2 separate regions of the Homo sapiens genome follow, and region 2 is linked to region 1. The links are chromatin loops, found by intact Hi-C in ENCODE. Cell type or tissue: dorsolateral prefrontal cortex. All regions are shown on one strand.

Region 1 (2,500 bases):
AATGGTTAGGATAAAGAAGAGGCTACTGACAGGCATAGCAAAAGATGAAACAAATCTAAGACAAAGAGATATTCAAGACAAGGGAGTGATCAAATAGAGCCAAAACAACAAAGCTATGAAAAAAATAATGAAAACAGAAAAGCACGTTAACTATGAATAAGCAGAATTCCCAATTGCATGTATAAAAATGCATATATTATTAGGTTAGGGCCACTTTAGCAAGTTTCCTTTAAATGCGTATGAAAAGCAATATACACATTTAAAGAGCTTTTTTTGCCTCTAAATGGCAATTCTTTTATGGTTATCTGCCAGTTTGTATTATAATTGTCTGAACTCATTGACCTACTATAATAGGCTTAATAAAAAAATAATTTCACAGTGACAAAAACACAGCTTCAGCAGTACACCAGCATCATTTCACAAGTACAGTCGTGCATTGTTTAATGATAAGGATACATTCTAAAAATTGCATCCCTTAGGGGATTTTGTTGCACAAACCTAAATAATATAACCTACTACCTACCCAGGCTGTATGGAATAGCCACCTACACACCTAGACTATAGGTATAGCCTGTTGCTATAAAAAATCCACAATATGTGACTGTACTGAACACTGTAGGCAATCGTAACACAATGGTTAAGTATTTGTGTACCTAAACATAAAAGGTATAGTGAAAATATGCTATTATAGTTTTATGGGAACACTGTCATAAATGCAGCCCATCATTAACAGAAAGGTCTTTATGTGGCGCATGACTGTATTTTTCTACCTCTAAAATTTGGGTGTCTGTGTCGGCCTTTACGCCAAAACTTAGATTGTTCCTTGGTGCTAAGGAACCAATAGTTACAATGTAAATTCCACAAAGTGTCCATTAGAAATGACTCATGCTCTGCATAGTGAAAGGGTCTTTCTTTAAATAAAGTAGTATTTAGCTCCAATTATGACTGTATTTGTTACATACCCTTTATGAGCCAGGCACTGTGTATAGATACAGTCTCCGGATAGCTAACAGACTAACAGATGTTGAACAATTAAGTAACAATTTATAAATTCAAATGTGTTTTAATACAAACCATGTGCTATTTATTAATGATGAAGACAGTTCTACTGAAAGAAAGATGAAGCCACCAATCATCAGCAGATTGTAGTAGTTAGAGATCTCTTTTTCACACAATGACAGAGACCTCTGCTGGACAAATGGAAGGACAGAGGCCTTGCAATATGGGTTTGTCAAGCAATTTCTACAGACTTGTATCTCAAGGGCCAATATGAAATAAGTGATTTTGAATGAAATTTAAGGACTGGGAAATGGGGAGATATTTGTCTTTGTTGACCTAAATACCAAATAGAGATGCTCTCTAAAAGAAAAGATGTTTATTTAGGAATAGAGCATTGTGATAAGAATATGTATGTCATAGTAAACTATAAACTATGTGTATACTCAGGGAAGGAAAGGAAGACAAAGATTTTTAAAGGCAAAAAATTAAGAACATTACATAATTTTTTGAAATAATTATCTTTGGCTACTCAAATTAATAACAAGCGTGCCACCAGTCAGAGGTTGGACAGGCAATTGCCAGACAGATATACCTATAAAAATATTTTTTGGCATGGGATTGCAATGGCCTTCGTGCAAGGTTGTGGCTTTCGTAGGGTCTTTTGTTGTTGTTGTTGTTGCTATCGTGCGTAGGAGCATGAGAATCCTCTGTTCATGGCCTTCCCTGGCTCTACTTGCCAGGATTTTCTTAACAATAGTGACTCCATTTTGATTCTAACAACTTCCACACCTTCACAATCCAAATGAATAGATACCTCCAACTAGTTCCATCCACAGATCTAGGCATGTGAGTTTCCTTCCTGTGCCCTGAGCCCTGAGCCTTCGCAAGCCCTACATTTTGTAGCAACTTCCTTGAAAAATTTTAAGACTCCCTCTGATGTCTGGGAAAGTTCAGGGCTGGCAGTGCCATCTGGGCAAGGCACCCCCAGCTGAGACCCGGACCCGGGGTCTAATCACTGGAAGCATCGAAATGTTCTCAGTTACCGTTCAGACACTGGGACCAGAAGGGAAGTAGTGCCATCTGGACATGTTGCCCGATCCAGCCAAACAGCAGGAGCCTGGGTCCCTGTTTCTCCCCTTCAGGGTTTTCTTTGACACTCTACGCCACGCATGCACTCGACCAGATGCCCCAGGGAGCCTAGTGAGTCGCATCTATGGAGTCATCCTGAGACAGTGGTCTGACCCTGTTTTCAAGAGGGTGGTCTGGCAATTGGATCCCTCGCTCCCACTGGCAAGAATGGTATTGTATGAGATTGAATCAGTAGATCGTTGTCCCACTGATTTTTTGGTGGTTCAAAACTGTTTACACAGGAAGAGGGGCTGGCAAAAAAAAATCCTTGACTGTGCCTGTCACACCTTAGGAGTGGTCTTGCCCTCAATAATTCCAAGTCCTCGAAGGCCTCACAAAAGTAAAGATGCCTGAGTGATAGCCAAGAAAACTT
Region 2 (2,500 bases), 120 kb before region 1:
AGTGGGTTGAGTAAGAAGGCAACCAATTTAAAGGTTTTCGTTTTCAGATGTTAATGTCATGCTATATGACCATATTACAGCAGCCACATTAGTCTACAGGGAAGAATGTGTTTCTGTTTCAGTGCCATTTATAATTGGAAATAACTATTCACAAGGTTTTGTTGAATTAAGATCTAATAGGAAGTTATATAGTTTTAGAAATCCTTACAGAATCATAGTAAAATAAAAGATTTAGATTACCTGGGCCATCTTGCTTTTCAAGGCAAAACTTAGTCCAAAAAATTCCCAATGACGCATGATGTGTGGGTTTGTGTGGGTGTGTGTGTGTGTGTCTGTGTGTGAATATATGATACATATGTGTGTATACACATAGAACCTGTGGTCATTTAAAGAAAATTCAAACATAGGATTCATGGCCATTCACATAGTCTCTACAATCCTTTGAGTATACCAAAGAGAGTTCCATTTGTACTTTCTGTGAGAATTATTAAATATTAGGCTAAAGTTGTAGCTCCCAGTGAAGGTGTGTAATTAGTAGATTGTTAATGGTATCTTAGCTAAGTATCACTTTTTGTACTCTTAATTTATTTACTTTTATTTTTAACCTTAAATTAGGCCATATATATATGCCAGATGAGAACATTTTTGTCCATATTCTTCAATCTGAATAATTGATGTTTATCATTAACCCAATTCAACAAGTATTAAGTACTTATTATGTAGAATATTTTCCTTGGTATTGGGGATAAGTGAAATCGTTCATCCCTTAAGGAGTCTGTTTATATTAATAAAAACATATTTGGTTTTTATTATCATGTAGATGAGAGTTCCTAATTGCACAAAACAGAGTATATAGCTTGGCTGTTTAAATAAAGACATTAATTAAAGCATATAAGAAATCTCTAAACTGAGCTTTCAGACAGTCTCTAGGACCACATTTCTTAGCTTTGTAAATTTTTCTCACAAGCCCAGTCCCAGAAACACGCAGCCTCTGCCACTACCCCTTCCCAGCATGGTTCCTCTCTGCCCCGTCAGGCTAACTCCCAGGGTGGTCAGGTCTGGTTGACTGATCTTAAGTCACAGGTCTGCCACCTAGTGGTAAACATTCCCAAGAAATGTTACTGGGAAGATGGGATTTGGATTGTGAGGAACTATCAAACAGTCAGGGGGAGGGGTAGAAAATGGGGATAATTAATGGGTAAAAGATGGTAACAGGGTACAGAAAACAGAAAAGAGAATAATGTATTAATGTACATTATATATATATATTCACACACAAACATGCATGCGTGTGTGTATATATAGTGTGTGTGTCTGTATGTGAGCGTGTGTATGTGTGTCAACAAAAAAGGAATGATCCTCTTTTCTCCACTAGTCACAGGTCCTAGTTGGCAGTTATGAATTCCAATTATAAACCTTGGTTTCTGGACTTACATACATGGATCCATAGCTATTCCAAGAAAGAAACTCTATCTTATTTCTATCAGTAGTTCTGAGGATATACTAATTCCAGGATGATAGAATTCCTACTTAGCAATGTATTATGTCCAAGCTTGAATTGTGCTGGGTCAACTGGCTAGCCACATGTAGAAAGCTGAAACTGGATCCCTTCCTTACACCTTATACAAAAATTAATTCAAGATGGATTAAAGACTTAAATGTTAGACCTAAAACCATAAAAACCCTAGAAGAAAACCTAGGCAATACCATTCAGGACATAGGGATGATAGGACTTCATGTCTAAAACACCAAAAGCAATGGCAACAAAAGCCAAAATTGACAAATGGGATCTAATTAAACTAAAGAGCTTCTGCACAGCAAAAGAAAATACCATCAGAGTGAACAGGCAAGCTACAGAATGGGAGAAAATTTTTGCAACCTACTCATCTGACAAAGGGCTAATATCCAGAATCTACAAAGAACTCAAACAAATTTACAAGAAAAAAAACAAACAACCCTATCAAAAAGTGGGCGAAGGATACGAACAGACACTTCTCAAAAGGACATTTGTGCAGCCAACAGACACATGAAAAAATGCTCACCATCACTGGCCATCAGAGGAATGCAAATCAAAACCACAATGAGATACCATCTCACACCAGTTAGAATGGCAATCATTACAAAGTGAGGAAACAACAGGTGCTGGAGAGGATGTGGAGAAATAGGAACACTTTTGCACTGTTGGTGGGACTGTAAACTAGTTCAACCGTTGTGGAAGACAGTGTGGCAATTCCTCAAGGATCTAGAACTAGAAATACCATTTGACCCAGCCATCCCATTACTGGGTATATACCCAAAGGATTATAAATCATGATGCTATAAAGACACATGCACACTTATGTTTATTGCAGCACTATTCACAATACCAAAGACTTGGAACTAACCCAAATGTCCATCAATGATAGACTGGATTGAGAAAATGTGGCACATATAAACCATGGAATACTATGCAGCCATAAAAAAGGATGAGTCCATGTCCTTTGTAGGGACATGGATGAAG

Evidence for each region. Peaks named below come from ENCODE experiments on the same cell type or tissue, not always from the same donor. Only the 100,000 strongest peaks of a DNase experiment are listed, where the experiment ranks them.
Region 2: it touches region 1 in a loop (5-fold over the local background); 4 of 110 quality-filtered maps call a loop at or near these places.

What each region holds. Positions count from the first base shown.
Region 1 is chr12:81,329,368-81,331,867 of GRCh38, reverse strand. All of the region lies in intron 21 of PPFIA2 (PPFI scaffold protein A2), which reads left to right. Among named protein-coding and RNA genes, the nearest start is that of PPFIA2-AS1, 51 kb to the right of the region's middle. In dorsolateral prefrontal cortex, CTCF peaks have their summits at 992 and 1,198 (motif pointing left); no DNase peak of the experiment used is centred here; H3K27ac peaks cover 1,290 bases.
Region 2 is chr12:81,449,938-81,452,437 of GRCh38, reverse strand. All of the region lies in intron 5 of PPFIA2 (PPFI scaffold protein A2), which reads left to right. All of the region lies in intron 1 of PPFIA2-AS2 (PPFIA2 antisense RNA 2), which reads right to left. Among named protein-coding and RNA genes, the nearest start is that of PPFIA2-AS2, 34 kb to the right of the region's middle. In dorsolateral prefrontal cortex, CTCF peaks have their summits at 899 and 1,106 (motif pointing left); no DNase peak of the experiment used is centred here; H3K4me3 peaks cover 401 bases.